Regions from separate parts of the Mus musculus genome. Here region 1 is linked to region 2. A link is a loop called in an ENCODE intact Hi-C map of the cell type or tissue named here. Cell type or tissue: heart. All regions are shown on one strand. Each heading gives the region's core, and the rest is flanking DNA. Links, peaks and the distances in the headings are about the cores only.

Region 1 (5,856 bases), core at 404-5,403, 230 kb after region 2:
CTGAAATTCTCCAGCATCACATTCCTGTACAGATCCCACTGAGCAGGCTCCAGGCATTCCCACTCTTCTGGAGAGAAATCAATGGCTACATCCCAGAAGGACAACATTTCCTGAAATAAAGACCAATGAATAATATCACAACTATAATTAATTAAAATCATCAATAAACTCACAGCAAACCTCTGGTTTTGACATGGACCTCTGGTCCTCATATTCAAACTGCTCCTGCTCCAGAAATATTCCCTGGCTAGTATGTGCAGAAATTGTAGACATACCTATTGGGTCAGATCACAAGATCATACATAGTCCTCTGGGCTTTGTTAAGTTTCAGTTTTCTGCAGAGCTCTCTCTGATGCAGCCAGAAGCGCTTTGAACAGTAAGAGCTACACACTCATGTGTAGGAGTGCTTTGAACAGTAAGAGCTACACACTCATGTGTAGGAGCGCTTTGAACAGTAAGAGCTACACACTCATGTGTAGGAGCGCTTTGAACAGTAAGAGCTACACACTCATGTGTAGGTCTAAGGAAAAGCAATCAGAATGCAGTGAGATCTTAGGATGCTCTAATAACATGGCATTAGTATGTTCCCCTCTAAGGTTTCAACCTAACAAGTCACCTGCGGCAGCTTCTAAGCATGATGTAACTTCTATTGATGAGGCTTTAAGTCCCATTGGACAGCTTCTGCATAGGTCAGATATTGAGTGGCACTGTGGCATCTTTACGGCTGGAATGACATACAGGACATTGCTGTGGCACACTGGTATAAGAGCTAAGCAGGGCTACTGATTTCTTCTCTCCCTTGGAACCTGGCAAAGCACCTTAAATCTGTATGGATAACTCGTCCCTGTTCAGATCTTCATGTCAGATCCAACTGCAATCCCGTGAGTCTTCTGTCTGAAGTGCAAGGTGATTGCACCCTTGGGAAGAGGGAATAGCTATTGTCACAAGAGTTTATAGGACAACAAAATTATATTTTCTTTAAAGATTGACTGCGCAGAAAATAGTCTTTTGTCTAATGAGCAGCATTCAGCAGCAATAAAGAGGCCAGAACATCTCCAAAATTAACCGGCATAATGAAGCACTTTGGTGAATAGGAGTTTCTCAAGGGAAAAATAAATTGAAAGGTCTTGAAACCTTCTGTACAGCTAGTAGAGAAAGATCCTGTCTTTACGAGTATGAAAAAGCAGATTACACTTTTTTTAATGTTTGCATCACCAAGGCCACGGGAAAACCAGCAATGTGGAGAATGGCAGGAGCCCAGAGCAGAGCAAAGACCAAAACAACTCTCTGTGAGAGAATCAGAGCATGCTCACAATGGAGAATTAACTGCGGGGCTCACTCCCTATGTTGGCCAGCACTGGCTTCCTCCATTCTGCATGGGCAAGTGTCTGCTGTCTTGAGTACAATCTCCTGTGAGACCCTGGGGGTGGAGGTCCGGGGACCTGTAAACAGGATACCGTTTTGTGGGGATTATAGCCAGTACAATTAACAGCAAACATTGCAGGGGAATCAGAGACTTGCAAAATTCACTTTCAATGGGAAAGAAATGCAAATAATGTCTGACCTGAGGCAGGAACAGTTCCACCCATTAACAATTACTACCTATCCTTCCAATAACTGGGAGCTCGATGGTTACATTCCACTCAATGGAAGCCCATCCTAGAGGAAGTCTAGAGCAACAGAAAGGACAGCGCAGATGTTTTAAGAACTCTTGCATCTCCTGTCAGTGACAATCAGAGATAAATTTTCAGAGAGTCGGGCAGATCTAAAGATTAACAGGACATTGATGGGAAGTAAACATGAGAGAGAGGCAAAGAGAACGATGGATTCCTGATCAGGTTCCAAACAATACAGACTCCCCATTCCCTACCAGCCTGTCTATACTACACAGTGCTTAAAATACATACAACACAGATCATGAAGCAGCAACTCCTAGGTTGTGCCAAGTGTCAAAGAGTCTCTGAGTGTGGAGTGAGGATTAAAGACAGGAGAGGCCGAAAAAAGATGCAGAGCCAAGAAATAGACTTGGGAGGACTGCTGGTCAATACCACAGCAGCCTCAAGTTTATTATTCACCGCCCTTTTATACCTCATATTACCATGGGCAGCAAAGCTACAAGATAACAGAAACACTGGCAGAAATATACACAATGTTCATAAACTTCTTCAACAAGTCCAAGCCCTGATAATGTCATGTTGACCGGAACCATTGTGGGCCAAGCGGACATTATCTCTTTTTTTAAAACTCTCAACTGTAAAGTAGGGATGGAGGTCCTTTCAAAAGTTTAGAAAATACAGCCCTCAAGGTGAAACATGATGTGAGCTCGTCTCGATCCCACTCTGCCTTGTAGACATTCCTGCCAGTGTATCCACTCCATGCGTTTCTTCAACCCTAGTCCAAGATTTTCAGTGCATTCAGGCAGATCTGTTGGCAGTGTCCCAGAATTCCCCTAAACGACACCTGTAGTACCTCGGATTTTTCCTCTCTTAATTCTTTACTGGCAGAGAAAAGTGAACACAGTCAGACCTCAAGGCCATTGCTATAAGCTGGCTACAGAGTACACGGGGACCAGAAACCCTTTTACTCTAAAGACACAAAGGACTCTGGCAGCATCCAGGTGAGATGGGGGCAGCCAGGAATGCGCGTTTCCAGCAATGCAGGTCTGTGGGCTCTGGCACTCTCTCAGGAGCAGGTAGTCAGCTCATCACCATTAGTTTGCAATCTAGTCCCCCACTACCAAGCTGCTCCAGTGTACCAGAGAACCAAGGCAGACTCGGGCTGCTCTCGGTGTTCTAAAGGAAACCTTCACTCAGGACACAATCCCAAAAGGCCAGTCCCCTCACTCCAAAACTGCAGCCTCAGCGGTCCCAGCCAGTTCAGCACAGCAAGTCCTGGCAGCTGCTTCCGCCCTCCCACCCAGCCCAGAAGCGCTCCCTCCAAGACAGAGCCCTGCTCTGGCACCCACCCCAGTCTATGCTGCTTCCTTGAACCAACCTCCCTGACACAGACCCCGCACAGAGCCCCAAGCAACGCTGCTGACTGGACCAACCTTCTTGTCAGAGACAACTGGAATAGATAGCCGCATAGGATTTCCGCCCAACTTTGAGGAAGAGGCACAAGTACAAACCTGAAGTCAGAAGGGGATTTCCTGGAAGGCTCCCAGTGGTCACAGCGGTGCGGACTACATCTCCCAGAAGTCTGTGCGAAGGAAATCCCAGAACCCAGGGTGGGTGACTTCTACTGTTTGGAGAGGTACGTGGATGGTAACACAAAGTAGAAGGTTGAAGGAGGAAGCCTTTTCTGCAGAAAAGCTATGGGTAATGCGACCCCATTTGGTTTCGGACCCCAGAACCACATCGGAGATGTACGGATATGAGTCGAGCCTTTGACAGAAACATATGGCTTACAAGTCATTTCTAGTTGTAAGTTTAATATTACTACTTCTTGAAAAAAACAAAAAAACAAAAAACGTTGACTTAGTAGTTCGTTAAAATAACAAAGCAATACACTAACCTACGTGGGAAGGAAACGTAACTTTATAAAAGGATGTTTGAAACCAACCTTGGTGTGCCTGACTATGCTCCTAGCTCCTCAGTAACTTTTGACAAATGGACTTGCGGTACAAAGCTGGCTTGGTTTCTGCCCCAACAAACTTGTATACTGTTGTTTGTGTTTCTACTTTTCGAATATATAGAAATAATTCCTCCAGGGCATTGCTAATATTACATATACAGGAACACATGCTGTTTGAGCAGGCCAAGGAGGTTGACTCTGAAGATAAAATTTGACATTCCCAAGCCACACCCAAGCAAGTGTCTATCTAACATTCCTCTAAATCTCTTGTCCCGAGTTAATGCCCCAGACTCTCAGACATTGGAAAGGAGATCAACAAGCAGCCCAAGGAGGCATTGATTAAAACCAGCTAACAGGCTACCTATGTCCAACAGAGACTACTACTGTTGATCTGTTGGTAGAAAGGTGTCTGTAATAAAAGCAGGTCACACATCCAGTCATTTCTCCAACTTGTTGTATGTAGTTGAGACATAAATGCAAAGGCTTTGAGTTGTACTGTAGAAACAAGAGTATACAGAGCACAAACATTTTAAATTGGTATCCACCCTCACCTGCAACTAGGATTTCTTTCTGAGAGCCCTCAGAAATCAGTGTACATGGGACTGCTCACAAAACAGCCAGGGGATCACATGGAGTCAATGCCTTGGCCATTCCTTAGATCCTGTGAACTAAAGGCAGGTACTAAAACATCAGCTGCAGTGGAGTCTACTCCACTGTGGAACACAGACCCAAAGTAGCCTCTAAGAGTACAGAAGCATAGACTATGGGTGCTGAAATAAACACTGGAACCTTACAGATTAATTCCCATAATGACCTCAACCGAATGGAACCAGTCTCTGCACTCTCACTACTAATTCAATCCTGTGGTTATACTCAGAGAACCTGATAATTTGCTGTATGTAGGTGTATTTGTGCCCCCATGTTTATTGCTCTTTATTCCCAACAGTAAACAACCAGAATCAACATAGATATCCATGAAAATATTAATGGAAAACAATTTGGTAAATATAAATATTTATTACAGAGAGAGAGAGAGAGAGAGAGAGAGATGCTCTTTGGATCTAAGATACTGTAATCACAAATTTTACTAAGAAATGGACTGACATAGTATGTATGATATTGATATTACTTAGTTTTATAAAGGTAAACACTGCATGTTCTTCTAGGTGTTTAATCTAGACAGTACTATATGTATATATGTGAAGAAATTTTCATGTGGGTACAGTATATTGCAGGCATAATGTTATTGTACGCTGTGTAAAGATTATCCTTGTATTATTCAAATCCTGATTTCTCAGCCCCCATATATGGTTGTAATCCAGACATGACATTGTAGTGCTTATTTTAAGTATCTCCCCTCTCAAGTGTGTGCAAACATTATTCCCCACTTATTATCTGACTTGTTAATAAAAGCTGATCAGCCAATGGTTAGGCAAAAGAGAGAATAGGGCGGGACTTCTGTTAGACAAAGGAAGAATAGAGGACAGGCCAGGAGGAAGCAGTCCAGGAGAGACATCATGGAAAAACACCTGAATCCCAGAGAGCAACATCAAAACTAAAATACAAGTATCTCAGGGTTTTTGGGCAGGGAGGTAGCCAGATTACCTTAGAGGATTCGAATAGATTAACTGCCCAGTTATTGTGTTATAAAGCTTATCACATAAACCTTAAATTCTCTATTGGATTCATTTGGGATCTAGCTAGGGATCACTAAAATCTGTCCACATTTAAAATGTATTTAGAATAAGTATGTCATTTAGAAAAGAGAATAATAAAGGTTAACTATTAGGGCACGAGGAAAGATTTAAAGAAGGTAATGAACATTGGTTGTCAAGAGGAAATAAGATAACTGATTATCAATCTTCATGTCCATGGTGGATTTTGGTTTTCATGGTATATAAACGCATAAAAGATAGTCAGTGGAGACTGTCTTAATCAAATGTGAATGCATTAGATTCTATTCTGAATGTCCATCCGAACTGTGCAGAAGGTCATGTGCTCTGCAATCTTCAGGTTTTGTTTTGTGTAATTGTAATGTGATTTAAATTTTTTTCAATACTTTATATAATAGGGCTTAATGTTTTAAAGACTGAGAAATGAGCAATGCCACCTGAGAGTCTGAGTCTGTTAAACTATGTACTCCTGACATGCTATGTGTGTCCTACACTATTTATTCCTAAAAGTAGGTGTCTCTGCTGTAAGACCCCAATTCAATGTGTTTCTTAGACTCCCTAGAAATGAAGCCCAGCATGGAGTTCTTTGTTCTTTTGCCTTCAGCCTGAG
Region 2 (5,856 bases), core at 457-5,456:
CACAGAGTTGGGAAGCCCATCTGACCCAGGACAGAGGCTGTGGGAGAAATTCTGAGTCAGTTATGCTTGAGCTGGAAGTGACTGGGGCATATTCTATCTCTGGAACTAGGTTTACAGTGAGCTAAAATAGCATATGATGATTTATAAAATCATTCTCTGTATTCAGAAGGCATTGTTTCTCTGTAAGACTGAACCCAGGCATGTACCTAAGCATGACTTGTTTCAGTACTTCTGGTGTGGGCAGACAGCCTGAGAAACTCAATATGTGTTTTCCTCTTATAAAAATCCCAATGTTAAGGATTCTGTCCTGATTCTATGAGACATAGATATATTGGCTCCGTTGTGGATCAGTGTCTAAGCTTTACATACAAAGTATACCTGTAGCCTTGGAAAGAGACATTTAAAGAGAAAACCCACAAAATAGGACACCTGAGGGACTTAAAAAGTTCTAGAGATGAAAGAAGCGTATCAGGGCTTGCTGGAGCAGAAACAAAGGCCAACTTCAGCCATAAGACAGTGGAGCCCCAAACACACACACACACACACACACACACACACACACACACACACACTCCTCAGAGGAATAAGGTTTGCAAAAGGACCCAACCTCACTTTCATCTCCAATCACCCAAACAAGCAGGGCAGCTAGAGGACTCTTCCCACCAAAAAATGGCTTCAACCCTTGTCCATAGTGAGCTTGAGTCCTGGACCTACAGGCTGGCTAGACTTCTGTCATGCATGGGTCCCTGCCTCTTCCCACTGTGGAGCCCCTGGCCTGGTGGTTACCTCAGTAGCCTATGTTCTGCAGTAGAGGTGATCCTGACACTACTTTGCTTTTATAGTATATGAATGGGTCAGTGAGATTATATAGCTCAGTCCCAGCAGCCAAAGGATCCCTTTGGGCAAGTGTGGTAGGGAGTTACTAGGTTTAGACTTTTGACAAGACCATAAGGGGAACTTGGTGCTGGGCATGAGTGCGTTGAGAAGCGGACATGGACTTTCGTGGAGGACCACTAAAGCAACCTCAGCAAGGACGTTGGCATCTCTCCTAGAGCCCAGACAGGAGAACAGAGGAACTCTATAGCTTCCAGTTGCCTTAGTTCTAAAGTGAGCTCAGACAGTGGCCCTGAGGAACAAGTGTAAGAAACAGAACAATAGCTGAGACAGCATACATCAGGTGGATTTTTCAGTCATTCACTGCAGCATCCACAGAAATGGCATAATACATGGATTTGCCTGAACTCAACATCTTTAGCTTAGATGTTAGAAGGAGATGCAGGGAAGGATTCCCTGTCAGCAGTTTGTCTACTTACTAGAATCTTTACCAGACAAAATACATCTTTACCTACCTCCTTGGAGGACCAGAAGCACTAGGTCGGGTTTTGGTGACAGCAAATACATTCGTCATTTCGGGACACTTTGGCTCCGACTTGATCTGGTGTATAAAGCCAAACCCACAATTGCATCATACCAGGGCAGCCCAGCCCCTGAAACTTCAAGTGTCAATTCCCTTGGGTCAAACAATTGAAACAGTGGATCTTCCAAAGCTCCAGGTTTGGAGGCCGCATGGCAACATTTTATCTGTACTATTGGTTAGCTTGGGTGACCAGTTAGATAAAACTCAGGCAGAATGGAGTCCCTTTGGCTCCTTTGGTCCCTTTGGAGTCTTTGCAATGTTTGCACACATCTGAACATCTGTGCACTTTTCTGCAGACCTAAGTATGAAATCATTGTGAAAGACTAACATTACACTTAAGTGCATCTCAAATCGCTTACGCTCATGCTAATGAAACTCATCCCAAGAGCTCTTTGTGAAGGATGAAAAATTTCTCAAATGTTTTCCTATCACATACTCAATAATAAGGATTTAAAATGCATGCCTTTTGTGGATACAGAATTCAAAGATTAAACCATGCCACTGGGATTGTGTGTTTAATACCTTATCAATAAGTTTTCACAATTTTGTGGATTCAAGATTTTTTTCCTTTGTTCTTTGATCTTCTGTACCGATGTTTCTAAGCGTGCATTGCCTATCATCACTTGGTATGCTCACCCTATATATTTCGATGGATAAGTAAAATACATTGATTGAACTCTTAAGTCTATGCTTATGTAGTCTTAGAGGCTACTTTGGGTCTGTGTTCCACAGTGGAGTAGACTCCACTGCAGCTGATTTTTTAGTACCTGCCTTTAGTTCACAGGATCTAAGGAATGGACAAGGCTTTGACTCCATGTGATCCCCTGGCTGTTTTGTTAGCAGCCCCATGTACACTGATTTCTGAGGGCTCTCAGAAGGAAATCCTAGTTGCAGGCTACTCAACTATTGTGGTGAGGGTGTATACCACTTTAAAATGTTTGTGCTCTGTACACTCTTGTTTCTACAGTACAACTCAAAGCCTTGTGCATTTATGTCTCACCTGCATACAACAAGTAGGGGAAATGACTGGATGTGTGACCTGCTTTTATTACAGACACCTTTCTACCAACAGATCAACAGTAGTAGTCTCTGTTGGACATAGGTAGCCTGTTAGCTGGTTTTAATCAATGCCTCCATGGGCTTCTTGTTGATCTTCTTTCCAATGTCTGAGAGTCCGGGGCATTAACTCAGGACAAGAGATTTAGAGGAATGTTAGATACACACATGCTTGGGTGTGGCATGGGGATGTCAAATTTTATCTTCAGAGTCAACCTCCTTGGCCTGCTCAAACAGCATGTGTTTCTGTATGTGTAATATTAGCAATGCCCTGGAGGAATTGTTTCTATATATTCAAAAAGTAGAAACACAAACAACAGTATACAAGTTTGTTGGGGCAGACACCAAGCCAGCTTTGTATCCCAAGTCCATTTGTCAAAAGCCACTGAGGAGCTAGGAGCATAGTCAGGAACGCCAAGGCTGGTTTCAAACATTTTATAAAGTTAGTTTTCCTTGCCACGTTGGTTAGTGTATTGCTTTGTTTATTTAACGAACAACTAAGTCAACGTGCCCCCCGTCCCGTCCCCCCCCCCCCGGCCAGGAAGTAGTAATATTAAAATTACTACTAGAAATGACTTGTAAGCCAAAAGTTTCTGTCAAAGGCTTGACTCAAATCCATACATCTCCGATGTGGTTCTGGGGTCGAAAACCAATCTCATTACCCACAGCTTTTCTGCAGATAAGGCTTCCTCCTTGCACCTTCAACTGTGTGTTCCCATCCACAAAACTCTCCAAACAGTAGACTTCACCCACCCTGGGTTCTGGGATTTCCTTCGCACAGACTTCTGGGAGATGTAGTCCGCACCACTGTGACCACTGGGAGCCTTCCAGGAAATCCCCTTCTGAGTTCAGGTCTGTACTCGTGCGTCTTTCTTAAGGTTGGGCGGAAATCGTATGCGGCTATCTATTCCAGTTGTCTCTGACAAGAAGGTTGGTCCAGGCAGCAGCGTAGCCTGGGGCTCTGTGCGGGATCTGTGTCAAGGAGGTTGGTTCAGGAAGCAGCATAGCCTGGGGTTCAGTGCCGGGAGCTGGGCTCTGTCTTGGAGGGAGCGCTTGAGGACTGGGTGGGAGGGCGGAAGCAGCTGCCAGGACTGGCTGTGCTGAACTGGCTGGGGCCACTGAGGCTGCAGTTTTGGAGTGAGGGGACTGGCCTTTTGGGATTGTGTCCTGAGTGAAGGTTTCCTTTAGAACACCGAGAGCAGCCCGAGTCTGCCTTGGTTCTCTGGTACACTGGAGCAGCTTGGTAGTGGAGGACTAGATTGCAAACTAATGGTGATGAGCTGACTACCTGCTCCTGAGAGAGTGCCAGAGCTCACAGACCTGCATTGCTGGAAGCGCGCGTCCCTGGCTGCCCCCATCTCACCTGGATGCTGCCAGAGTCCTTTGTGTCTTTAGAGTAAAAGGGTTTCTGGTCCCCGTGTACTCTGTAGCCAGCTTATAGCAATGGCCTTGAGGTCTGACTGTGTTCATTTTTCGCTGCCAGTAAAGAATTAAGAGAGGAAAAATCCGAGTTACAACAGCTGTCGTGTTGGGGAATTCTGGGACATAGCCAACATATCTGTCTGAATGCACGGAAAATCTTGGACTAGGGTTGAAGAAACACATGCAGTGGACACACAGGCAGGAATGTCTACAAGGCAGAGTGGGATCAAAAGGAGCTCACACCATGTTTCACCTTGAGGGCTGTGTTTACTAAACTTGACAGGACCTCCATCCCTACTTTACAGTTGAGAATTTTTAAAAAAATATTTATTTATTTATTATATGTAAGTACACTGTAGCTGTCTTCAGACACTCCAGAAGAGGGTATCAGATTTCATTACAGATGGTTGTGAGCCACCATGTGGTTGCTGGGATTTGAACTCAGGGCCTTTGGAAGAGCAGTCGGTGCTCTTAACAGCTGAGCCATTTCACCAGCCCCGAGAATTTTTTAAAAAGAGAGTGTCCGCTTGGCCCCAAATGGTTCCGGTCAACATGACATTATCAGGGCTTGGACTTGTTGAGGAAGTTTATGGACATTGTGTATATTTCTGCCATTGTTTCTGTTATCTTGTAACTTTGCTTCCCATGGTAATATGAGGTATAAAAGGGCGGTGAAAAATAAACTCGAGGCTGCTGTGGTATTGACCAGCAATCCTCCCAAGTCTATTTCTTGGCTCTGCATCTTTTCTGCCTCTCCTGTCTTTAATCCTCACTCCATACTCAGAGACTCTTTGACTCTTGACCCAACCTAGGAGTTGCTGCTTCGTGATCTGTGTTGTATGTATTTTAAGCACTGTGTAGTATAGACAGGCTGGTAGGGAATGGGAAGTCTGTATTGTTTGGAACCTGATCAGGAATCCAGCCCTCTCTTTGCCTCTCATGTTGACTTCCCACCAATGTCCTGCTAATCTTTAGATCTGCCCAACTCTGAAAATATATCTCTGTCACTGTCAGGAGATGCAAGAGTTCTTAAAACATCTGTGCTGTCCTTTCTGTTGCTCTAGACTTCTTCTAGGATGGGCTTCCATTGAGTGGAATGTAACCATCGGGCTCCCAGTTATTGGAAGAATATGTAGTAATTGTTAATGGGTGGAAGTGTTCCTGCCTCAGGTCAGACATTATTTGCATTTCTTCCCCATAGAAAGTGAATTTTGCAAGTCTCTGATTCCCCTGCAATGTTTGCTGTTAATTGTATTGGCTAAAACCCACACAAAACGGTATCCTGTTTACAGGTCCCCGGACCTCCACCCCAGAGGCTCACAGGAGATTGTACTCAGGACAGCAGACAAACACCCATGCAGAATGGAGGAAGCAGTGCTGGCCAACATAGGGAGTGAGCCCTGCAGTTAATTCTCCATAGTGAGCATGCTCTGATTCTCTCACAGAGAGTTGTTTTTGTCTTTGCTCTGCTCTGGGCTCCTGCCATTCTCCACATTGCTGGTTTTCCCGTGGCCTTGGTGATGCAAACATTAAAAAAAGTGTAATCTGCTTTTTCATACTTGTAAAGACAGGATCTTTCTCTACTAGCTGTATAGAAGGTTTCAAGACCTTTCAATTTATTTTTCCCTTGAGAAACTCCTATTCAACAAAGTGCTTCATTATGTCGGTTCATTTTGGAGACATTCTGGCCTCTCCATCGCTGCTGAATTCTGCTCATTAGACAAAAGACTATTTTTGGTGCAGTCATTCTTTAAAGAGGATATATTTATGTTGTCCTATAAAGTCTTGTGACAATAGCTATTCCTCCTCCCAAGGGTGGAAACACCTTGCACTTCAGACACAAGACTCAGGGCATTGCAGCTGGATCTGACATGAAGATCTGAACAGGGACGAGTTGTCCATACGGATTGAAGGTGCTTTGCCAGGTTCCAAGGGAGAGAAGAAAAAAAAAATAGCTCTGC

Evidence for each region. Peaks named below come from ENCODE experiments on the same cell type or tissue, not always from the same donor. Only the 100,000 strongest peaks of a DNase experiment are listed, where the experiment ranks them.
Region 1: it touches region 2 in a loop (4-fold over the local background); 4 of 42 quality-filtered maps call a loop at or near these places.

What each region holds. Positions count from the first base shown.
Region 1 is chr13:67,396,647-67,402,502 of GRCm38, forward strand. Zfp429 (zinc finger protein 429) reads right to left here and starts at 3,121. Exons shown (of 4, transcript NM_001080941.1): 1 at 3,050-3,121; 2 at 1-110. The coding sequence starts at 3,085. In heart, for the core only: no CTCF peak of the experiment used is centred there; a DNase peak (open chromatin) is centred at 3,055; H3K4me3 peaks cover 1,610 bases; H3K27ac peaks cover 869 bases.
Region 2 is chr13:67,169,851-67,175,706 of GRCm38, forward strand. It overlaps Rsl1 (regulator of sex limited protein 1), which reads left to right and starts at 3,332. Exons shown (of 4, transcript NM_001013769.1): 1 at 3,332-3,403. The coding sequence starts at 3,368. In heart, for the core only: no CTCF peak of the experiment used is centred there; a DNase peak (open chromatin) is centred at 3,271; H3K4me3 peaks cover 1,481 bases; H3K27ac peaks cover 773 bases; H3K27me3 peaks cover 323 bases.